Regions from separate parts of the Homo sapiens genome. Here all the other regions are linked to region 4. A link is a contact called in ENCODE Hi-C or POLR2A ChIA-PET data. All regions are on one chromosome and are shown on one strand. Each heading gives the region's core, a stretch centred on a gene start or an enhancer-like site at or near the end of the contact. The rest is flanking DNA. Distances are from core to core; before and after follow the strand shown. Region 1 overlaps CEP83 (centrosomal protein 83). Region 2 overlaps PLXNC1 (plexin C1). Region 3 overlaps CEP83 (centrosomal protein 83). Region 4 overlaps PLXNC1 (plexin C1).

Region 1 (6,210 bases), core at 338-2,837, 68 kb after region 4:
GAATAAACTTTATATACCATACAAAAGGGTTGTTTTTCAGGTTAGCTGTTGAAGGTGGCACAATTAACTAATGCGAATCTGTTGGCTTAAGAAACTGAAGGTAAATAAATCAATTAAGAGGCAAGAAATGAATAAACGGAGGGGGGAAGGAAGAATCAATTGAATCTGGTGACAAAATAGTGTAATGTGTATAGACTGTGTCTGTGTGCGCATGTGCACAAGTATTAGGTAGGGGATTGGGGGCAGGAACAAGTATAAATCATATAAATTCATTTTCCATAGCCCTTCTCTTTGGTAAGGAGCTTCTAAAATTAGATATAGTCATATAATAAGGATTTAATCAATACAAACACAAAGGTTAGATTAACCCATTTTCTGATATATTATCCAAATATATAAAAGTATGGAATCAGAGTAGGAAACTACAAATACATACACATCAAATACAGAAAATGTGAGATGGCAGAAACAGGAAAATAAAAGACAATTTACTTAAGAGTCCAATAAAACCCCATAAATACTGGAGTTGGGAGTCAGACACAAATCAAAAAAAGGTCCTAGAGCCAAAGAGGGCAAGGATAAGAAATAGAAGTGTCTTATTGGAAGATATTCCATCAACAAAAGGTCCTGAAAACGTTTCAAGGAATAGTTTCATGCAAAATCCTCATCCAAAGGAAATAAACAGAAAAGTGAGTACTGCCTTATGTACTGGTAACTACAATAAGACATCCCTCCAAATTAACTCGTAGATTTTTAAATGACCGTACATAAAATGGTGACCCTGTGCTGACATCAGTTTTGCATTTTTATTTATTTATTTTCTGAGACAGAGTCTCGCTCTGTCGCCCAGGCTGGAGTACAGTGGCTTAATCTCAGCTTACTGCAACCTCTGTCTCCTGGGTTCAAGCAAATTCTCTGCCTCAGCCTCCTGAGTAGCTAGGATTACAGGCATGCACCACCACACCTGGCTAAATTTTGTATTTTTAGTAGAGATGGGGTTTCACCATCTTGGCCAGGCTGGTCTTGAACTCCTGACCTCGTGATCCATCCGCCTCGGCCTTCCAAAGTGCTGGGATTACAGGCGTTAAGCCACCACACCTGGCCTGTGGTTTTAATTTCCTTTTGGAAGTTATTTTCTATAAAAGCAAGTTTTATAAAATGATGTTTACATGACAACAGCTGATAATTTGTTTTAATACTTAAACTTTCTGTAGATTGGATTTTACTACATTATAATTTCATGGACAGATAGAATTTAAATTATAAATACTTTAAAATTTTGAAGAAATATGATTACAAAGAAAATCCAATCACTATGACAAATGTAATTATAACCTGCTATTATATACTAACTGTAAAAGGTTAAGAATGACACAGCATTTCATTAACAAACATACTATAGCTGCATGAGGTGGAAAATTAGAGCCATCTTATTTCATAGGAAGTTGATTCATCTCATGGTAAAAGATCTACAAAAACTTATTTCTTATTCATTTCACCCTGAAATTTACTGAAATGAGACGACATTTTTAACTAAACTACAATTATTGAAACTGAAAGAACACCGAATAGGAAGTCAAGCAACAAGTGAGGTCTGTCTTCAGGCCTACTTTTGCTGTTAAACCAGTGGTATATGCTCAAGCAATTTACCTGTCCTCTCTGCATTCAAATGTACTCATTTATGGATCTAAAGTTTTTCTTTATTGCCTTATTTCTATTATCCTAACATCACTGATGCATCACTTATATGAACACTGTTAATTTCCTAAAAATATACTAAAAGGAATTTTACTTAACGTATGAAAATGTATTACCCAGTAATGACAAATAATAGCACTTTTCTATGAGTAATCTGAACCAAATTCCAAATGTTACAGTAAAGTTTCTTTCTGCCCCTAGATCCTTGGTTCTTAATCTTCTTTGTGATCAAGTCCCAAATCCTAGGAAAATTAGGGATTTTTTTTTTAAATAAAATGCTCATGTTAAAATGTTGCATAAAATTTCAAGCAATTCATGGTCTCCTAAAGCTCCACTGGACCAAGTCACCCTGTTCTTCACAGAATGTTTGCCATATAGATTCTGGCCTTTATGTTGTGAATTTGCTTTATGTTTTGACACAATGGAAGTATTCAGATATTACTAACAAAACTTTAATAAATGTCAAAACTGGCAAAACTGGGCATTTTACAGGGGGTCAGTATCTGTTAAAGTACACATACTCACAGAAAGACACACAAGAGCACAGCATAAATAAGCAAGAAATGGAAATATAATTGACAATATGTATTACCTAAGAAGCTCTGGATACAGATTCCAAAGAGATGGTACTTAAATCTTGATCTTTTTCAAAGTTCTGAGATGTAATTACCCAATTAATTTAGGTAAATAAGGACAACTCTGTTGGGTGGCTTTCTTAAAACTACCTTTTATTGGCATTCTGAAAATGAAAAACCTTATGAGGGAACTAGAAGAATTTACCTCACTGAATGTGAAATCTCTTTAAGGTCATCATTTTCAGGCCATCTTTGGTAATACCTTTTAATCCAAGACACTGATACTCACACTGACATAACTTTGTTCTAAAATCTGACAAACATTTATGAATTTGAGTAACTAAGACAAACACACCCCAGGTGTTCCTTTGCACTGCAAACAACCATTTGCTAGAATTGCAAAATGTTGATGAAAACTTCAAGTTGCAAAGAAAACTGTGGCAGTCATGTTTGAAATATTATTTTAAAATCTACCCTTCCAATGGAATCTTTACATACAAGACTTCAAATGAAACTTGGTTTGTTTAAAGTTGAAGGATGGTATTTAATACTCCATTTATATGCAAAATAAGGCAAGTGTGCCTTTAAAAAGACAGGCAACTCTTAGCAATGTGTATTAATAAACAAGCACAGAGAAATAAATACTATACTAGATTGCTGTTCTTTCTTCAGCGGAGTAGGAGAAATCACCTAGGCTCTAACTCTAAGAGGAAAGAGCAATAGGGAAGAGTATATATATATGGAAAAAAAGAAGAAAAATCAGGGTCAGCACACAGGTGAGCTAGGGAGCTCAGGTAAAATGTACTGCATGAAAAGTATTATACTTGGTGGCCCCCCCAAGAGAGAAGCCACAGCAGAAGCCAGCACATCCCATGTCCTATTGCGACATCTGTGGTTCCAATTATTCCAGCAGTGTAGTCTGGCTACTCAGGTCAAGAACAATGTGCTGCAAATACTACGTACTCAATATTATTTCACAAAATTGAAAATAATTTATACTGGAATTGGAAGAAAAGCATGGAAACTCCCCATATCCTGAATTTACTTGTGTTTTGTATCTATTTTTTTGTATACTCTATAGTTATAAGCTTTCAATGTGTATCTGTTGAATATATAATCTACTTACAGTTAATCAGGAGGCAATCAAATTATTTCCTAGTAGTTCTTACACAGTCTTAGTAGGCTGGAAGGGTTCTTACAGATATAAGGAAATTGGATCCTAATGATATTAGGTAACTTGCCTTAGGTTACACATAGTTATTGAGACAGTGAGACACAGACTAGTCAATGGACTAAAAATTCTGTATTCTTTATGTTACAATATTTTCTTATTTAAGGATATCACCAGTGTATAATCACTGCTATTATCATTTTCATCATCAGCTACATTTAATTTTTGCCACAACTCTGTAATGTAGGTATTAGTCCCATTGCATAGACAAAGGCACTTAAGTTTCAGAGAGACAGTGAACTGCCCAAGGTCACACAGCTTTTTTTAGTAATGAAAAAATCAGAATTTGAATCCAGTCTGTTAAGGAGAATATAAATGTAGATCATGCTGCTACTACTAATTTATTCATTGAAGAAATATTTGAGTACCTACTATGTGCCGGCACCATTCTAGAAGCTGGAAAAGCAGTAGTGATGAAAACAATGTCCCTGCTCTCTTGGAGCTTACATTGGGTTGAGGGGAAGGTGGTGGGAAAGAAAAGGAGAGACCAAAAAATAAAAACCAAATAACTATATCAGATAGTATTAAGAGCTATGAAGCAGGTAAGGAAGACAGAGAGAAAGACAGAGGAAGAAGGAAGATGCTGTTTTACAATGTGAAGACAAGGAAAGCCTCCCTGGTTAGGCAACATCTAGGTGGTGAAGAAGCAAGTTATGTGGATACGTGAGGGAAGACTGAGCCAAACTCAGACAAGTGCAGAAACCCTGAGCAAGATGTGAGTTTGCTCAAAGAGTGAGAAGGCCAAAGGGAGCAAAGTGAACAGGAGGAAAAATACAGGTCATGGCTGTGAAAAGACTGCAGGATCCAGATCATACAGAGCTCTGAATGGGTAGAAAGCAGAAAGACCAGTTAGCAACCTAGCACAGAAATGGAGCCTAGAAAAATCATGGCTTGGACTGGAATAGTCACAGTGGATGTCATAAGAATTGATCAGATTCTGCATGTATTTGGAAGGTAGAATGATAAAGGATTAAAAATATTTCAATACAGAGAACTAAACACAAAATTTGTCACTGTACAGTATCAAGCATTCTAAAGAATGAAATAGAGGCATAAGATAACATACTCTACTGATCAATGTATTTATTTCTTAGAAGGCAGAATGATATAATAAAACATTTCAGTATAAAGAAATCAATTATTAAAAATAAAATTTATCATTATATACTAACAAACATTCTAAAGAATGAAACAGAAACATAAAACAACTTACTTTACTGGACAATGTATTTATTTCTCGTTCAGCTTTATGCAATTTATTAATTAAAAAGGTATTTTGTTCACTGCTTGATTGTAGCTCTTTTTCCAAACGTTCTGCCCGTAAATTAGCTGATTGTTTTTCAGCCTTTCATACAAACAAAATAGTTTAAAATTCATCATTTTTCAAGTATTTCAAAATCAAATAAGCACTATTTAAAATACATTTATAATTATACTAAAATTATTCAAAACCTCAACTTAACATATACCAATGTAACAAAAATTTTCTCAAACTAATTGGCAGAATTCAAACGAAAGATAGTGTTCCAGGAAATATGCAACAAAGGCATCTAGACAAACAACATATGAATGACCATCAATAAAATAAAGTTTATACACTTCTCTCACGACAGAAAGTACCTAAGGCATTCATTTGATGTCTATTTACTCTTAACACTGACTTATTTCAAACATTTTGGAAGTTTCCAGTCTATAACAGATAAGAAAAAGCATATTAGAAACTAGAAGACAGGGCTCATTGATAGTAACAAGTAAAAATTGAAAATCTAAAATCAATGATTTTAAAAAAAGAAACAGGGAAAGATATGATTTCAAAATCCTCAGCTCATCTGCAGACTTTTTAAGTACGAGCAAAGAGGCTCTTGATCTCATGACACAATTAAGATTGTTAATGAAGTCTGCAGGTTGTCAAAAAAGTTTCTGGATGGTAATATCGATAGTACTCTTTCATGAGGGGAGGGAAACTAAAATCTTTTTTGAAAAAACATGTCTATTCAACATAATATATATACATATATACACACACACACACACACACACACACACACACACACACACACATATATATATATATATTTTTTTTTTGAGACAAGGTCTTGCTCTGTCTCCCAGGCTGCAGTGCAATGGCACGATCTTGGCTCACCACAACCTCCGCCTCCCAAGCTCAAACAATTCTCCTGCCTCAGCCTCCCGAGTAGCTAGGACTTCAGGTGCACACCATGGCACCTGGCTAATTTTTGTACTTTTTGTAGAGACAGGGTTTCACCCGTGTTGTTCAGGCTCATCTCAAACTCCTGAGCTCAGGTGATCCAGCTACCTCAGCCTCCCAAACTGCTGGGATTACAGGCATAAGCGACCACACCTGACCTCAACATAATTAAAATGAAGACATTTTGGCATTTAAAGGATAAATTTCAGTTTTATAACATCTCATTTCGTACATATAGATGCTGTTCGACTTATGATGGGGTTACATCCTGATAAACCCATCACAAATTGAAAATACCTAAGTCCATAACTTAGACTAGCCTAACTTAAGCATCCTCAACACACGTGCATTAGCCTACAGTTGGAAAAAATCATTTGGCGACACAGTACTCTGTAAAGAGGTTATTTACCCTCATGACCACATGACTGACTGGGAACTGTGGCTCAGTGCAGCTACCCAGCATTAAGAGTATCACACCACATATCAGTAACCCAGGA
Region 2 (5,751 bases), core at 636-3,135, 96 kb before region 4:
TTAGGGCAGTGGCTCAAGTGTTTATGCACTTGACCGTTGCTCTTGTTGATACGCAGGAATTAGAGTGATAGCTTTCAAAAGGAATTATTTCAGAGTAACTAGCTTTGTTTACTAAAATATGGGAGCTATAAGATCTGCTCTGTAAGAAATGTAAATGTATGAGTAATATGCTGTCATGAAGATTTTATAATCTGCAGTATTTGAGAAGTAATAAGATACTGTTGTTGGCTGGCCATCTGGTTATACATACTTGGTGTCATGGTTTGCTTTTTATTTTTTCATTTTTTATTTGTACTGGTGAGAGGCAAAGAATAGGAGTTCAGAGGTGGTGGGTTGTTTTTTTATATATATATAAAAACAAGGAATTTATGTTTAGTTGCTTAACATGGTTAGATTTTGTTTTTGCCTTATGCAGAATAAAAAATGAAAGGTTCATTTTATACTTTCTTTTCCCTTTTTTTTTCAAAAAGTAAAATGGAAACCTCACCCCCAATTTGTCCCCAGATTTAAACTTTTTGCTTGTTTTAAAAATAGTCTCTTTGGCATGAGGAGGAGTCAGACATGAATTAAAACTCTAGAAAGAAAAATCAGCAACAGAAAAGACCTATAGAGATTTCATATTTCATCCTTTCATTCAAAAATATTTATTGAAACCCTAGTATTTGCATATCATGCTGCCAGACACTGAGGGATTTGCTAAAGAAATATTAAAGACCTTCTCCCTTCTTTGAGGAGCTTAGAGCTTACTTGGGGAGAACTGAGATAGACTTATGAAATAGTTAAGTTGTAATTCGAGGCAGCATATGATTAAATACCGAAATATGTACTTCTGACAAGAAATGCTATAGGAGTTCAGAAAAGGGAGTGATAACTCAGTGGCACTACTGTTTTCTGCCTACAAATTGGCAAATTGTAGCACTATTTGTATGAAATATTTTACACTTGTTTTTTTGGCAGCCTTAGGCTTTGACTCCCAGGCAGCATTAAGAGCCAACAAAAATATTTGTACTCCAGTCTCTTCGGAATTGGCTTATTTTTTTTTTTCTTATAGGCAGAGGAAGTGCCTTACACAAACCGGAGTGCCCATGAGAGGCAGGGAGTTTTTGACAGTCATGATCTATTTCAGATACAACCGAAAGAACCAGCTTCGTCATTCTGTTTTTCAATCCAGCAGTGCTTGTCTCTCCGTTGCAAACTCTCTCTGACATTGACAGGCGGTTTAATTTGAACTTAATGTCTTTGACGGATGAGCTAGCCATCAAGGGTCAGATAAATTTATGGCTTTGGAGAATTGCCGATGAAAATCCCCATGGTTATAATGTTGGAGAAGAAACTGACACAGATGTAGTGGGAGGTGGAACACAGATGTGCTTATTGGGAGCAGGGTTCCCCAAATGTCAGAAGCCGGTGACATGCTAAAGGTATTGTGCTTGGGGATGACGTTTAGTGAAACTCACTGACTTCCTGTTCTATTTTTGCCATATTCAAATTAACACAGAGCTCAAAGATGAAGCCATGAGGCCTAAATTCTTAAGAATTGAAAGAGAGAGAGAGTAGAGAAAGGAGAAAAAATAAAACCTTTAGGAAGCCAAATACACTGTTTGGGCCCATCCATTCCTCATTCCGCTCGGATCCCCTCCGGGACTCCCCGTAGCTGAATGTGGTCATCATTTGGTTGCTTTTCAATCTCATGATTCATGTGTTTTCAGTTTCTTTTAAAAATTCACCATCACTGGTTTACCACCCCTGCATTTTAATCTTCAGCCTTGAGGAGGTGTAGTACTAGAAATATTTCGTTCTTTCCTTGATGCTATTCAATGGAATATCTGTGGAGTCCAACACCCTTTGGCGATAACGTGCTGTTGGTATTTGTTCTTCTTGCCAGGTTGGTGCCCCGTCTGGTGAGGCAAGGGTTCCCAAGTTAGTGTGACCTAGAGTGACTGACACATCAAGCAAGCCAGTGATCTCACCACTCAGCTTCTGAGCATCTCTTTATCAAAGTAGTTGGCCCTGGCCACAGCTTAAGACTTATCTGGGTCAGCCTCTGAGCTGGCTGACTTGGGAAAATGGCCCTGGAAAAATGTTTCACCTATATCTTTTGATATAATTTGGTATCTGTCTAAATAAATGGTATGTAGCAGATGGTTATGGAATGTCTTATCAAATTCTTAGGCAGACTCTGCCCTTGAAATTTTTCTATTTAATTATCATACTGCAAAGCACAAAATAGTAACTTTGTTATTATTTTTAAACAAAATCAAGTTACACAATAGGTTGATATTCTGAGAATGAATAGCAAACCTAAAATTTATACAATATGTGAACTCTTCCTTGAGCTGTTCTTTGCTAGGCATTTCTAAAAGGGAGCTCCCTATTTCAGAATCCATGGGAGGATGTGTTTCAGATATATTTGGCGATGTCATCTTGAGAGATGGCTCAGGAGTCGAAGTTCACCATGTTGTCTACATTTGTTCTTTGCTCCTAGACATGATGGAAAAAAATGCTCTGCTGTTTTCTTGTTGCTTTTCATGGTTTTAGCATCATGTTCCTATTCTCGCTCAAATCAATAATCCACTGTACAAGGTCTGGCATTTTGTACTGAAGCCAAGTATAAGAAAGTTTTAACTAATGCACGTATGGGGTCGCTGTTTTAACTAACACACGTATGGGGTCGCTGTTTTGTTGCCTCGTTTTTTTAGGTGCACTTTTCAAGGAGATTGTGTACATTCAGAGAACTTAGAAAACTGGCTGGATATTTCGTCTGGAGCAAAAAAGTGCCCTAAAATTCAGATAATTCGAAGCAGTAAAGAAAAGGTAAGAGGAAAGATTTTAATTTGTCCTCGTTGTATTGTCTCATTTTGCACAGCGGATGCTAAATTTCTTCTGTGTGTAAAATATCCATTAGCAATCAAACATGCTTAGTGATAGCACTCCATTCATTTAGCACTCATTAACGAATATTGAGTGCCCACCAGATGCCATCCACTCTGCAAGGTGCTGGGGATACAGCGGTAACCAAGTCACATCATGGGCCTGCTCTCATGGAGTTTGTCGTCTTGTGGAGCTGAAGATGACCCTCAATGGTTGAACTGGAAGAAAAGTTGGACTTCTAATGTTGTAGAAATACATATTGCTTTTGAAAATAAAGAAAAAAGAGGTTCAGATTCATGGTCAACGAGATACCTTAAAGGTGGCTTAATTGCAGAATTTTGTTTAGTGTAATGGTCCCTTATCCTAATGTGTTGAGGCTTCCCCAGTAACCATCTTATGAACATAGCTTCCAACAGTCTTGGTAGCGATGGAGAGAAGACCAACATGGGCAGTGACCATTGCAAGTGAGGTCCTTTGGAAAGCCAGTGGACCCTTGCTATGGCAGCACCACTCTTGACAACACATCAGTCCTGTCATTGGATGAGAGAAGGGAGCAAGGAGCATATTTAAGCATTTTCAAATGCACACGCCAACCGTGCCCTACGGAAAAAGGGAATTCCTGCCTTGCAGTCTCAGTGGTGCTATAAGGAGGCATTTTCTCCCTAATGACGGCTCTTGTGTTATGAATAATTGTACAGAGTCCTCTGTTATGAATAACTGTACAGCAGCCAGCTGACCTGTCTGTTGAGCTCACTGTGTTCTGTTTGAATGCCATATTAACAAGGAAATGGGCCACTTTCTCTTTTCCCTTACACTTTGCCATTTCAGAGAAATAGCAAGAACTTTACCACTTACGATGATTTAACATTTAATAAAGGAGAGCCAAAGTATTTAATGAGTGATAAATAATAAAATAATCAAGCTTCTAAGTTGTAACTGATCAGAACGAACAGATTTAAAGTTATTTGGCTGTTGTCACTTTCTGTTGTCTTCCTGGAGAAAAAAAATAATAATAATAACTTTCATACAAACTTCTACCAGTCCTGAATCAGAGTGAATAGATTTGGTGGAAAAGATTCTTAGGCATCTAAACATAGGTATATCCAAATTCTAATTTCTCTCATCAGTCTGAAAAATAGCCAAATTTGGCGCTAATAGAGAATAGTAGAAAGTAGAATACCATAATCCTTGAATATACCCAGGACTCTGATAAGTGGTTAAAATTCTGGAAGATTTTTTTTCTTATGTTATTTATAAAAATTTAAGGATAATACTTCAGCTAAATGTAGTGGGAGGAAGTAGCTTGTTCATTAAATTAAAAGTGCTGCTTATACAACTTCCGTACCTAGCTAGGGGCTCACTATTACAAATTAATCACTGTTTATATCTGGTCTGGTACATTTCAAAACTGCTTACCACCCAAACGACCACTGGTGTTTTCTTCCTCGCCCTAAGTCCCACTGTGGTTTACCCTAATCTTCCCAGAGACTTCCCACACAGCCACTGCCTCACTCTCTCCAGCTCACCACCACTCTCAAAGAAGATAAGAAGTTCGTAATTTGACTAAAGCTATCCTTTGAAACCAACTTCGGACTAATTATTTTAATAGTGTTGATAAGCCATCTGATTCTATCTCTTGATCACATTATTTCAAAATATTTCCTACCCTATTGCCACCTTTGGCTTACCTGAAAATCTCAGGTCTTTGTTTAAATAAACCTGACCCTGACCTATGGAGACGGCAGTCTAGGGTTGTGTTCAGTTCCACCTATTAGCTCTATTCAAAGGCTATTTGCTACCTGCCTATCATATGCCTAGTAACATTCTAGTCACTTTGTAGGCAGAGAAAAACCTCCATATAATAAGAACCTCTGTTCACAGAAGCTTTATTTCTTTCCACAAAACAATTAAAAGATAGTACATCCTCATACTCACTATGGGATCAGCATTAAAAAGAAATAATCAGAGCAATTCCAGTTGTCCTGGAGGGATTTCTGTGAGGTTTTGTTGAGTAAAAACAGCAAGATGCATAAAAGTGTTCCTAGCATGATCTTATATTGATCAAAAAATGCCCCTGTATATGTTTATGTATATATGTCTCTATATGATTATTTGAGCATGGGCAAAAATATAGAAGAATTCAAACAAGGTTGTAAACATGGGCTCCCCTGGTGGAATGACTGATGTGGTGGAGAAGGAAAGCAGAGATATGTAATAAAAATAGAAAAGACGGCCGGGCGCGGTGGCTCACGCCTGTAATCCCAGCACGTTGGGAGGCCGAGGCGGGCGGATCACGAGGTCAGGAGATCGAGACCACCCCGGCTAAAACGGTGAAACCCCGTCTCTACTAAAAATACAAAAAATTAGCCGGGCGTGGTGGCGGGCGCCTGTAGTCCCAGCTACTTGGGAGGCTGAGGCAGGAGAATGGCGTGAACCCGGGAGGCGGAGCTTGCAGTGAGCCGAGATCCCGCCACTGCTCTCCAGCCTGGGCGACAGAGCGAGACTCCGTCTCAAAAAAAAAAAAAAAAAAAAAAAAATAGAAAAGACACAGAAATAAAATTATTATTGTTATTATTTATTATACTTTAAGTTCTAGGGTACATGTGCACAACGTGCAGTTTTGTTACATAGGTATACATGTGCCATGTTGGTTTGCTGCACCCATCAGCTCGTCATTTACATTAGGTATTTCTCCTAATGTTATCCCTCCCCCAGCCCCCCACCCCCCGGCAGGCCCCGGTGTGTGATGTTCCCCGCCCTGTGACCAAGTGATCTCATTGTTCAGTTCCCACCTGTGAGTGAGAACATGTGGTGTTTGGTTTTCTGTCTTTGTGATAGTTTGCTGAGAATGATGGTTTCCAGTTTCATCCATGTCCCTGC
Region 3 (6,621 bases), core at 1,560-4,059, 120 kb after region 4:
AGGAGAGAGATGAAGGGGGGCTGCCTCTGGTTCAACTTTTATGTAATAAATTGTGAGTTATTTTTCAGCTGCCATGGACCCTCAGCTCACATAACCTGAGCATGCTCAGATGAGCCAAGACTGCAATCTCAGGAGGAACCTAAGTGCTTGGACCAAGAAATGGGGACTGAATTAAGAAGCAGACATTGCATGGCAGGATCCAGGATCCAATCAGATCAAGCTCTGGCATCATCCCATGGAGGGATCCTGTCAGATCATGCCTCCAGTACCACCTCATTGCAAGATCCAATCAGATCATGCCTTGTTATCCTACACTTATAAAACCTGACTCAGGCCCCTGCTTTAGGAACTATCCCCATGTTCTCCTTACTTGTTGCAAGTAATAAAATCCTCATGCTAAATCCTCTTTGGTTGTGAGCACTGAGTTGATGATACCTGCCAAGCAACCAAACCCATCTGTCGTGTGGGTAATAATGTGATGTTGTGAGTCCCTTTAATTGTAGCCCTTCTAGGAGGCATAAAGTGGTATCTCCTTATGATTTTAATTTACGTTTTCCTGAAGCACTTTTTCATGTATTTAATGGCTGTTCACAGACCGTCTTAATCTATGAAAAGATTTTTGCTTTAAGAACCATCACAGCAAAGAATATTTATGCTGTAGCTGGCAAAATGGGAGATTTTAATAGCTAATGTGTATATAAGAAATGAAAACAGGCCAGTGCGGTGGCTCACGCCTGTAATCCCAGCACTTTGGGAGGCCAAGGTGGGCGGATCACGAGGTCAGGAGCTTGAGACCATCCTGGCTAACACAGTGAAACCCCATCTCTACTAAAAATACAAAAAAAATTAGCTGGGCGTGGTGACAGGCGCCTGTAGTCCCAGCTACTCGGGAGGCTGAGGCAGGAGAATGGTGTGAACCTGGGAGGTGGAGCTTGCAGTGAGCCAAGATCACACCACTGCACTCCAGCCTGGGTGACAGAGCGAAACTCCGTCTCAAAAAAAAAAAAAAGAAATGAAAACAAATCTAAAATTTGTCTCATTGCACTAATTACCATTTAGCTTCCTGAGCACATACTGCTGTTTTCTACCGCCATGGCTTTGTAAATGCTAATTTCCTTGCTCAGAAGGCTTTTTCCATCTCTTTGTATTCTGATCTAGTGAATTCCTATTCAGCCTTCAAAACCCAGCTCAGGAATGCATTACTTCCTCCATGAAGTAAAGACCCTCCCAAATAGTTCATTATTCTGTGTTTTATCTTGCATTTTAGTATATACAACACATGGAATGTAACTTTGTCCATGACAAGAAACATGTCTTACTCATGTTCATAATCCCAACACCTAAAAAACCACAGGCACATATTAAGAGCTCAAAAATAACAAATGAACAAATAATGTGCTCACCATTCTAATGCTACTTTAGCCTCGATTCACTTTTCTCCTCCAAATTCAGAAACAGTCTTCCAAACAATAGTGGGCTGAATGCTAGCCCTCAAAATATGTCATTTCCTAATCTCTGGATGCTATGAATATTACCTTATATACTTTTAAAAAAAGGGTGGGGTGATTAAATTAAGGATCTTAAGAGGAGAGGCTTATGCTGGATTATGTATCCAAAACAATCACATGTATCCTTCTAAGAGAGAAGGAGAGGGAGTTTGAGACTGAAGAGGAAGAGGCAATGTGACCACGGAGACAGAGACTGGAAAGATGTAGCCATAAGCCAAGGAAAACCTACAGCCACAAAAAGCTGGAAAAGGCAAGGAAAAGATTCTAACCCAGAGCCTTCAGAGGGAACGTGGCTTGGCCAACAACTTGATTTCTGACTTCTAATCTCTAAAATGTTGAAAGAATAATTTTTTTGTTGTTTTGAGACACCTATTATATGGTAATTTGTAACAGCAGCCACAAGTAACTAATACAATGGCTTTCTCTTGTATTTATATTTACTTATAAAAAGGTTTATCAAACTCAAAATTTCTAACACAATTTTAAATTCCTACCATGGTTAGACTTCTTTGATTTCAATCAGTCAATACACAGCTATCAATTATCTGCAAGACACTTACACATACATTAGATGCTTGAAATACACAATAAAACGTCTCCTACTGTGCAGTTTACTAAATACAGAAATTCATATTGAAAATTTTTTAAAGTAAAGTACAGAGTTCAAACAGCAATAAGTGAAAAAAAGTGAAACATTATCTCGATTGGCCTGTTAATCAGTGAGCACTTGTTGGGCTAGTCTCAGTGAAAGGCAGTTTTTAAAAGACTAGTACAACCTTTTTCCAAATTCTTCATCTTCTCTTTGCAACCATTACAAATACATAATCACATCCACGTGTCCTTCCTACCACTTCTTTTGACTAGTCCCAGCTTTACAGACCTCCATATGACATTTTATTTTGCATAGGCACTGTATTTTTTAAGCAGTGAGTAGTACAATGTCTGCCCCAAAGTATGGTAATTCAAAATATTCAAAAAAGCACAGCTGCTGATGCTCATGGAAAGCTTCCAAAACACATTCCATTAAAAGCACATGCTATGCCTTTGAATATTTCAAAACAATGTTTTAAATACTACATGCCCTCAAAGTGAATGATGTTTTTTAAAAAACAACATTAAAAGTCTAGGGAGGACCTACACCAGGCATTTACTTTACTTATAAACAAAACATTAGAAATGAATTTCTTCAAAATCCAGAGATAATCCTGCACTAGTCACCCAAACAGCCTTTGGATAGCCATCCAGGATGTCTTGCGTACAAAAAAAAAGTCACAACTTGACGCCCTGCCAGAACCTGAAGTGCAGCTGGGAGCAGACCCTTCAAAGCCCTGGTAAGGTGCCAGGCTCTGTAATTGTGATTTAGAAAGAAACAAGGGAGAGCAAGGAATGAGAAAAGGAAGAAGATATGTATTCAAGTGGTTAGCAATCAACCACCAAGCACTCTAAATTAAAATGTTATTCTATTTTTACGATTGTACTGTCTGCCTCTGCACAGCTTAATTCACACAAAAGAATCTAGAAAGTAGGACATAGTAATGACTCAACCTCAAATGCTTAGTGTAAATTACCAAAGTCTCTGAAAGTTGTGATCTGAAAGGCAAAGATGATTCTTGTCCAAATTCATTTTAACATTTCTTAATGTAAGGTCTGTTACAATAACATGGGGACTTTCCAGAAGATTTATGAGCACTTAGCACCTCTGTGTGAGTTGTATATTCTTCTTTGCTCACAGTCCCACCTTTCTTCTGAAATAGAAAAGGCTACCCATAATATGGCTGCTAATACACAATAAAGATTATCTACTGATGCAACAGCATATCCTGAAAATTGTTTTTTAAATAAATCCTGATTTAATTTTACTTCTATGAGATTTATGCCGTAATCTGAAAAGTTAAAGAGAAATTGATACTTAAAACTGAGTTTAACTGATATTTTACTGCAGTTAACACAAACATTCTCTTCATTATTTTGAATCTGTCACAAAGCAAGTATAAAATTTTTCACAGCCAGAAAAAGGAGATAAATAAAAGCCATCCTCAAGACACACAGGTTAATGTTAAAACCATATACTTTAAAAAACTGATTAAACAACCAATATTTATTAAGTGACTGCTATACCACATTTACTGAATGGTCTACTTACAGTAAAAGGGTTTTGAGAGATATAAAAAATATACAGACCATCAAGTCAAGCACACTTCTCATGAGGAAAGAAGAGCCTGCCCATATTCAGAGTACTCCATGGATATTTTCTAAGTACCTTTAATATGCTAGACACTTTGTTGGATACAGGAATACAGAAATAAATAAAAGAAAATCCTTGTCCTCAAGGAGTTTATGATGGTCAGTGGAATATACTTGTTAACCAACAATTGCTGACTGAATAAGGATGAGAGAAAATGGACTATTTAAACTTTCTGGACTTAAAATTTTTTTACCATGTGCACATATTACCTATACAAAGTCATAAATTCAGGAAGTTTTTAAATTGTAAAACATTAAGGAATTCAACAAAGAGGTGACAGGAAACACCTAAATCAAGGAAAGAGAGAGAAGTGAGGCAGCCTGCTTATCCGAGATTAGCTAAGAGCCTGGAGAGAATTCCCAGTCAGGGGAAAGGGTAAATGAGAGATGCCCAGGGGTCCACATTCCCACCATGGATACTTGCAATCCTAGCCACAGTAGAGGCCCTGGACCCTCACAGGCCCTGAAACTAACAAAGGGAACTGCATGAAGAGTGCACAACAGCATTGCTCCAGAGAGGGAGCTCACGCTGGGGCACACCAACCTCTCCACTCCCCATCCCAGTCCTGCAGCTATAGTAAGACACCATTTTGAGAACTCAGTCCCAACAGACTGCACCTTGTGCTTGGGCTTAACAGCACCTGTCTCTTCACATCCCTGGAGTCCCACTGACATACCCAGCCCACAGCTACCACCATGCCTGGTTCCTGATGCTGGGGCCAAAGTGCACGCCTCTGGCTCCAATCTCAGCCACTGCTTCCAGCAGTGGAGCCACCACTCATTTTCATGTGCCCAGAGTCCCTCACCCACAGCTGCCATCACTGTGCTACCAGGACTAAGGAATAAGCAAAGCATGAGCTTCCACTGCCCAGGCTAAAGCACAAGCCAAGCATGAGCTGCCACCACCAGGACTAAAATGTGAGTGAAACACAGGCTGCACCACCAGGACTGAAACACAAGCCAAGTATGGTCTGCCACCACCAGGGCTAAAATGCAAGTGAAATGCATGTTCCTAATACTTGCCTGCATATAGCTGGTATCACTGAAAGCAACTCTGCCCTCCCCAGCAGTAGGGCTGCAGCACAGACACTGCCTCTCACAACATGAACATTGTGCTGGGGGCCTAAGGATCACCCCACCCCTTCCTAACACAGCCAGCACCTATACGCACCACTGGGGAGTCTAAAGACAAGCCCACCTGGCCTCACCCACCCCCCATGCCAGAGCACACAATCCAGAGGCCTGGAGATCACACAACTCAGCCACCATTGGCAACTAAGGACTCTTCCCAGGAACCTGAGATTGGGCTCACCCACCCAGCTACTAACATCACAGCAAGAAAATATCATACCTCCAAAGGAACATAATAATTCTCCAGCAACAAATCCCAATCAAAAATAAATTCACAAAATTCTGGAAAAAGAATTTAAAATATTGATTTTAAAGAAGCTCAGTGAGATACAAGAGAATACTGAAAAATAACATAAAGAAATCAGAAAAACAATTCCTAGAATATGAATGAGAAATTTATGAAAAAGATAGGTATCATTAAAAAAAAAGAATCAAATTCTGGAACTGAAGACTTCACTGAGTGAAATACAAAATACATTTGAAAGCTTCAACAACAGACTAGATCAAGCAGAAGAAAGAATCTCAGAACCTGAAGATAGGTCTTTCAAATAACCCAATCAGACAAAAGGTAAAGAATAAAAAACAGTGAGCAAAGCCTTTGTGACATATGGGCACCACAAGGCAACTAAATATTCTCATTTTCAGAGTCTCATAAGGCAAAGAGAAAATAAAATGCATAGAAAACCTACTTAATGAAATAACAGATAAAAACTTCCGAAGTCTAGCAAGGGATTTAAACATCCAGATACAAGAGGCTCAGAGATTCCCAAATACAGTGCAGAAAGGTCTTCCACAAAGCACGTTATAGTCAAACTGTCAACAATCAAAGACAAAAAGAGAATTCCAAAAACAGCGAAATTCATTTCACCTATAACAACACATAGACTGAAAGTAAAGGGATGGAAAAAGACATTCTATGCAAACAGAAACTAAAAGGGAGCAGGAGTAGGAGTAGCTATACATATATCTGTTAAAACAGGCTTTAAGTCAAAAACAGTAAAAAGAGACAAAGGTCATGATATAATAGTAAGAGGATCAATTCAGCAAGAGGATAACAATTCTAAACATATATGCACCCAACACAAGAGCACCCAGATATACAAAGGAAACATTATTACACCCAGAAAGAAATCCACAAATAGCCATCTAATTTTGACAAAGGCACTAAGGACATACATTTGGGAAAGAATGTCCCCTTCAATAAATGGTGCTGGGAAAACTGAATATCCATATGCAGAAAAATTAAATTGGATCCCTACCTCTCACATATACAAAAATCAACTCAAGATGGATCAAAGATACAAACGTAAGACCCAAGACTATAAAATTACTAGAAGAAAACATAGGGAAAACACTTCAGGACATTGGTCTCAGCAAAAATAGTATGGCTAACACTTCAAAAGCACAGAAAACAAGAACAAAAATAGACAAGTGGGACTATATTAAACTAAAAAGCTTCAACACAGCAAAGGAAACAATCAACAGAGTGAAGAAAAAACCCACTGAATGGGAGAAAATATTTGCAAACCATTCACCTGACAAGGGACTAATACCTAGAATATACAAGAAAATCAAAACTTAACGGTAAAAAAAAAAAAGCCTCATTAAAAAGTGGGTAAAGGCCACAAACATTTCTCAAAAGAATACATACAAACGACCAATGGGTATATGAAAAAATTCTCAACATCATTAATTACCAGGGAAATGCAAATCAAAACCACAGCAACATATCATCTTA
Region 4 (6,156 bases), core at 1,629-4,128:
CTGGGATAACTGCTTCCTAATTGGTGTCCTTGCCCCTGCTGTCCACCTTTCCTTCTAAACTTTTCCTTTTCACTGTCTCTCAGGTAATCTTTCTAAAACATAAATCTGATGATGTCAGTCTGCTTCTTAAAAATTGCAACTATTTCCCATTACCTACCAGCTAAAGTCTTCACAGTGCCACATAGTGCTTCCTGATGGGCTTCAGCCCTCTTTGCTGGCCTCGTTATTTTCTTGCACGCCCCACATACCCACTGTGCTACAGCTTTTACTTTTCCCAAGTTCACACCATGAACTTGTTCTCACACCCCTTTGCTCATCTTTCCTGTCTCACAGTCCCTCTGTCTAGTAAAATCCTACCCATTCATTCATCATAAACATTTTATTCATTCGACAAATATGATTTCCTAATGAGGACCAGAAACTGTAGGAGACTCAGATCAGTCTACATATGCCTACTTTGTGAACTTTCCCCAATATATTTCCTACAGCACTTTCTTCATTTGACTAATAAAGTTCATCTTAGCATGCAGCACACTGAAAGGCACTTAAATGTTTGTTCACACTAAAAACAGTTGTTTATGAATTATGTTCTTGACACACTTCACTTAATCCTCACAAGTACCAAATAAGGTAGTTATTATTACCCTCATTTTATAGATGAGAAAATTGATGTTCTGGGAGGTTACAAGTCTTGCCTGAAACCACACAAAGTAGCAGAATTATGATTTCTGATTTGTCCAACTCTTTCTGTCAACTACTGCTGCTAATTATTTGTATCATAGTAAGCACTTCATAAATCTGTCTTTGCAACTAGATTGTAAGCTTCTCAAGGGCAGCCACTAGTCTTTATCATTGTACTCTCAATGCCTGCTCCAGTGCTTAATAATGTTTATTGAATGAATGAATGATAGCATGATTTCTGGGTTCCACTTAAATTTGACAAATGAGAAAATCTCAATAATATCTCAGTCTCTAGGCATCCTTCAGAATGATTCATCAAGCCATTGATTCAGCCTCATGGGCTGGGACATTAGCCCTATCATTAACTTACCTATCTTCCCTGAGTAGAATTTTTTAAAGTTTTGTGAAAAATAATGATTTTTAAAAATAAAATCATATTTAATTTTTAAATATCACTGTTATAATTACGTAGAATCATTCAAATTGCCAGAGAACCTCTGCAAAATCACACATCAGAGCCACCAATACTAATGACCATGTGCTTCCCTGAAGAAACTGGATGATGTCTATAATCTAATGAAATAAAAGGGACAAGCTGGAAAATCTGCCTCTGCCAATTACTTACCAGTTTCATGGTTATATAAAGGGCTCAATCAGACCTACAATCAAGTCTTTTGTAAATGCCAAATTCACTGGTGGGTGAGGATGAGAGCAAATGTTTTAATTCAGGCTTTTTACAACCATTAGTAATGAACTATGATTGAAATAAGTTCCATTGTTACAGTAACTCAAAATCATGCAAAAATAATAATTTTAGTTCTTTTATGAGAGGAAGGCAGAATATATTAGCATTTAATCTGCCTGAAAATAACAGTGACTCACCAGAACTATCTAGATAGCAGTCAGTCATTCAGTCAACAACATTTAAGGCCTACTGCATGAAGCCTTGTTAGCAAGAGGTAAAACTGGTTGGTGGTGGGGGTTCAGCTACATTGGAATATTATAAATTCCTCCATCTTTTTTTTTTTTTTTTTTTACTCTTTTGGTGATGGTTGCTTTTTTTTTTTTTTTTTCCCCAGGAAGCACCAACTAATAAGCTTCTCTATGCCAAGGATATCCCAACCTACAAAGAAGAAGTAAAATCTTATTACAAAGCAATCAGGGATTTGCCTCCATTGTCATCCTCAGAAATGGAAGAATTTTTAACTCAGGAATCTAAGGTATCATTAGAAAGCAGAAATAAGCTTATATTTGGTTACTTTACGTCATTTCAGAATCTCTCAACAAGTCTTTCTTTTAGAAACATGAAAATGAATTTAATGAAGAAGTGGCCTTGACAGAAATTTACAAATACATCGTAAAATATTTTGATGAGGTAAGATTTTAAATAACATTGTTTTTAACCTTTGAATCAGGCACAAGGATGTGGTTATAGCATTCTGTCAGTTTCAGAACAGCTCTGGCATCCCAAAAGGCCAGAAAGGGAAGCCAGGAAGCCTGTCTGAGATGGGGGATCCTGGCACTGAGCCAGACCCTGTACATGGCTGCCCCCCTTACAGTTTTATCATGCTGCCCACATTTGGACCAGCCTGAATTTACATTTGAGTTCATGGGGCCTACAGCCACCCTGACTCAAGTTAACTTTGATGAGTAAGTAGTGGCCCTATTAAATGGGGTCAGCTTATGCTTGATTGTAATTTGCTAAAAATGAAAGCTAAGCTTGTTAAATTGCCTAGATTCTGTATTCAATCGTTATATGAAATTATGACATATTTCTAACTTAAGCGACTATTTCAATAAACCATTCTCCTTTATGATTAATTCTCCTTAATCTGGGTTTTTTTCTTTGGAAATTCAAACAGACACATTCATCAGATGCTTTGTTTCCAAACAAATGTTAACTCCCCCTTCCCTGATTCCCCCCCAATCATGCTGGGACAGGCTATCCATGTCAATGGTGAGAATAGCTCACCAATTCCATTTGCTACTTGAAGATGAAGTGAAGCTCTAAGGTAGGGTAGAGGCAATGAGTTCTTAAACATGATAAGCATCCCTCGTTCCAGGGGTCAGGGGAGAGAAGGGAAGCACGAGGAGGGACTACACTGCCCAGATGGGAGGGAAGGGAAGGATCTGTCTCTGACCAGGATGTCCCTGCCTGCTGCATTTAAGGAGAAATACTTGCCTGCATGTTGGCTGCCCAGGAATGCTTGCTGTGCTTGGAATGGCTGTGACATAATGCATAAAGCAGGGCCTAGGAAGCCTGGCCCCATATTTGTAAGCAAATAGTTGGTATTTCTTGCGAGCTTCTATTTTAAGCCAAGGTATTGTTGATCCTGTGATAAGGACTTAGCAAAACAACTTGCAAAGTGAGTATGTAAATGATGGAAGAAAATGTTGGCATCTGTTTCATACAGATTTTACCACTCACAGCATCAGGTATGCAAAAAACAGAATTGTAACGCTAAAACCACAATATCTAAAATAACTGTTCTAATTGTCAACAGATTCTAAATAAACTAGAAAGAGAACGAGGGCTGGAAGAAGCTCAGAAACAACTCTTGCATGTAAAAGTCTTATTTGATGAAAAGAAGAAATGCAAGTGGATGTAAGCACTCTGGGGCCTGGCTTAATCTGGCAAAGTTCTTCAGACGACTTGGGAGCAAAATGGCTGCTTGAGCTACTCTGTGTCGTTAATTTGTTGTTTGCACATAGGTTCCACTTTGGGCACTGTCTTTTTAAGAGACCAAGGCACATGCACAGCTTTTAGAAAGCATACCAACCCTTGTGCCTGTGTGTATACCGTGGGAACCCTTCTGTAAATAGAGTTGAAGTGGTTGTTGCAAACAGCCTCCTTGTTTACAGAGAATACAAGGCCAGTAAGCGAATGTCAGTATTGTAACTACAGTCTCCACTTAAGCACAATGATATAAGTGGTTTTGTTTGAAAACTACAGCTATGTAGCACTTGTGCTACACTGCACCTCTGCATTGTAAAGGGATACTGCCAGTGCTCAAAACAAAATGTGAAATGAGTCATTTGGAAACAAGGTGGGGGTGTTAGGGCAACCTCGAGGATTTGCAGCATTGAAACTTTCCCCAGTAGTTCTTGGAAAAGCTGACCGCAGAATTTGGTAGTGTACACTTAGCATTTGTGAGTGTGTGTGTGTGTTTAAACCAAAAACTAACAGTGTTGCAACATTGTTGAAAGGGCTCGTGTTTTTCAGTGGTCATCAACTGCACTCCATCAAACTCACCTCCATTTCACCAAGGAGCTCTAAAGTAAGGAGAGTGGGCTTTATTTAAATGAACAGCATTTTAACCAGATACTTTGTCCTAATGTATGTTCCTTTTCTTCATCTGTTTTTTCATACTAAATGTATTTGATAGTGGACATGTTGGATATTATACAAAAAAATCATTAATTCATTTCTGTTCCAAAACCTTTGATCAGAACGATCTGTGGAAGAGTAACTCCATTTCTATATGAGTGAGTGTCTCCTTGCTTTAGATTTCTGGTGAACCCTGTGGTTATGAATACTTGTGTGTGATTTAAAAAAAAAAAGATACATTTTACATTTTATCGAATTGCTGTTCACACTGGAGTATTATATATAAATATATATATTTGAGGCCCAAGGCCTGAAAAATATTAGTATACAACTTGGTATCTTAGTCTTACTATGTACTTTTTGAAAGTATTCCTCGCAGGAGAAAGAATTTAAAATACCCATTTTATTCATGCCTTTCTTTTTAAAGAATTCTCTATCCAGTTATACTGTAGTCTTTTTAGTGCTGATTTTTTAATTCCTGAATTTTTGCTGCTCATGACCAGTTTTAATACCACTGTGTTTTCCTTCTATTAAACCAGAAGAAGTAAACAGCATAATTGGCAACTCTTGAGCTTTTCTTGTGGCAGGCACCTTTTACCCTTGGTGCTCCAAATCCCCCATCTAGGAAAGAAAATTTTTTCAAGTCAAATAACATTGATCACATATTCCTTGAAATCATTTACCAACACTGTATGGAGCATTAGGATTTAAATATGAATTTGTCTTAAAGGCAATTCCTTTTTGCTTCTGTATTATCTGGAAAAGCATGAGAGAGGTGACACCTCAACAAACTGATCAGAGAAAATAAGCAGTTACTACCCTGATAGGCACCTTCCCAATCCTGTTGCTTTTGACCATTGTCTGTCCAACGGACACACCTCAAACAAACAAAACTACCAAATAGATGACAGATCAGAATAAAGGTGAGAGGTCTGGTCCCCATTGAAGGCTGCTACAGTCTTCAAAGAGGTGAAGGAGTTCATAAGAGAACAACAGTAGGAAAGTTGAGAGCCAAGGGTAGGAGAGTTGCCCAAAAGACTTCCCCTACTACTTTAGGGTACTGAAAACTCAAAGGATCAGCTACAGCTTTATCTAAGTATTTACTAAATGCTACATGAGGGTGTCCCTGTCCAGCTTTCTGGCACATGAGTCCTGTGTGGAGAGTTACCTCCTCTTCCAGGGACTGTGCTGTTGGGAACTTTGGGCAAGTCACTTACCTCTTTGTGCCTCAATTTCTGTATAATATTTCTAAGCTACCTCACTGAGGTGGTATGAAGATTCACTAATGTATGTAGCGTGTTTGTCAATCCTCCAGTGAAAAGCACTATCTAGATCACATTTTGGATCACATTAGCCAAATGCAGTAAATGGCCAAATTAGATGTGTGCTGAAGACAATCAGTCACTGGGTCTATATTAAACAGCAACCAGAGCAACAAATGGCAAACAATTTCTATTTTCAAGTTTCTTTGCATATTTTTTTGGTGCAAAACCATTTATAAACTTTTTTTTCTAACACTAGTGTCTACAGCAGCATTCAAAAAAATTCTGTTACCTTTTCTGTATTAGGATTTAAAGTCTATTTCTTATTGTATACCTGATTGAAGCTGTTCTTGGAGATGAATGTTTTAAATGTCTATATCCAAAAAATAAACATTTTGATGTAACTGTGGACTGTCTTTTTTTTTTTTCAATTTTCTAGTTATAATAGTTTTTTTATTCTAAGTGGCTCCGTGGAAATTATTTTTCAGAGATAAGGTGTCACTGTATATGCTGTGAATAAGCAGCTATATTATGTAGTAAGTAAACCTAGTTTGCTAAATGGTGCTAAGGACTGCTCAATTACAGTCCTGGCCTTCTTCACTATCAACTGGGACTTTTGACTATGAACACCTTGGGATAATGAACATTCCACTTAATTTGGGAGACTTGAGCTTTAGCCTCGTTAACATGAAATTATTCCAGCAGAATTCCTCTAAAAGATGTCACATTAAAAAGGCTTCCAATGGGTGTAGACCAAAAAAAATGAGAGCATACTTAGGGACACAAAACACATAATTATTTGGTTAGATCCACAGTAATGGGAAGTAAAGTTAAATACCAACAATGTTTATAAAAGGACCTGAGTTCAAGTTTTATAATCAATGG

Evidence for each region. A loop is a pair of places that touch in the nucleus more often than their neighbours do. ChIA-PET counts read pairs that join two places held with the same protein, here RNA polymerase II (POLR2A). Pooled maps may share reads with other maps.
Region 1: a map of naive thymus-derived CD4-positive, alpha-beta T cell shows a loop between it and region 4 (6-fold over the local background). The contact joins two enhancer-like sites. A Hi-C loop is called at or near these places in 1 of 168 maps with a recorded cell type or tissue (naive thymus-derived CD4-positive, alpha-beta T cell), 2 of 37 single-sample maps with no recorded cell type and 10 of 50 pooled maps. POLR2A ChIA-PET finds 5 or more read pairs at or near these places in 5 of 52 experiments (WTC11, activated CD4-positive, alpha-beta memory T cell, activated CD8-positive, alpha-beta memory T cell and 2 more).
Region 2: a loop to region 4 is called in a map of naive thymus-derived CD4-positive, alpha-beta T cell, with 7 times the contacts of the local background. The contact joins two enhancer-like sites. A Hi-C loop is called at or near these places in 4 of 168 maps with a recorded cell type or tissue (B cell, CD8-positive, alpha-beta T cell, gastrocnemius medialis and 1 more), 26 of 37 single-sample maps with no recorded cell type and 14 of 50 pooled maps. POLR2A ChIA-PET finds 5 or more read pairs at or near these places in 12 of 52 experiments (CD8-positive, alpha-beta memory T cell, T-cell, WTC11 and 6 more).
Region 3: a pooled map shows a loop between it and region 4 (4-fold over the local background). The contact joins two enhancer-like sites. A Hi-C loop is called at or near these places in 2 of 37 single-sample maps with no recorded cell type and 8 of 50 pooled maps. POLR2A ChIA-PET finds 5 or more read pairs at or near these places in 2 of 52 experiments (AG04450 and activated naive CD4-positive, alpha-beta T cell).

The regions. Positions count from the first base shown.
Region 1 is chr12:94,371,169-94,377,378 of GRCh38, forward strand. It overlaps CEP83 (centrosomal protein 83), which reads right to left. Exons shown (of 17, transcript NM_016122.3): 8 at 4,718-4,849. Among named protein-coding and RNA genes, the nearest start is that of CEP83, 86 kb to the right of the region's middle. Within about 2 kb of position 1,588, at least 2 of the 41 ENCODE cell types and tissues checked have a DNase peak (open chromatin) inside an H3K27ac peak, as active enhancers do.
Region 2 is chr12:94,206,891-94,212,641 of GRCh38, forward strand. It overlaps PLXNC1 (plexin C1), which reads left to right. Exons shown (of 31, transcript NM_005761.3): 5 at 2,700-2,814. Among named protein-coding and RNA genes, the nearest start is that of PLXNC1-AS1, 33 kb to the left of the region's middle. RefSeq lists enhancers at 839-908, 1,559-1,818. Within about 2 kb of position 1,886, at least 12 of the 41 ENCODE cell types and tissues checked have a DNase peak (open chromatin) inside an H3K27ac peak, as active enhancers do.
Region 3 is chr12:94,425,127-94,431,747 of GRCh38, forward strand. The region is part of intron 2 of CEP83 (centrosomal protein 83); the gene reads right to left. It also overlaps the pseudogene RBMS2P1. Among named protein-coding and RNA genes, the nearest start is that of CEP83, 31 kb to the right of the region's middle. RefSeq lists enhancers at 871-1,435, 4,568-4,617. Within about 2 kb of position 2,810, at least 9 of the 41 ENCODE cell types and tissues checked have a DNase peak (open chromatin) inside an H3K27ac peak, as active enhancers do.
Region 4 is chr12:94,301,996-94,308,151 of GRCh38, forward strand. It overlaps PLXNC1 (plexin C1), which reads left to right. Exons shown (of 31, transcript NM_005761.3): 29 at 1,761-1,901; 30 at 1,982-2,056; 31 at 3,186-5,680. The coding sequence ends at 3,290. CEP83 (centrosomal protein 83) reads right to left here. Exons shown (of 17, transcript NM_016122.3): 17 at 5,703-6,156. Among named protein-coding and RNA genes, the nearest start is that of PLXNC1-AS1, 130 kb to the left of the region's middle. RefSeq lists an enhancer at 2,339-3,218 and a silencer at 3,833-3,932. Within about 2 kb of position 2,879, at least 3 of the 41 ENCODE cell types and tissues checked have a DNase peak (open chromatin) inside an H3K27ac peak, as active enhancers do.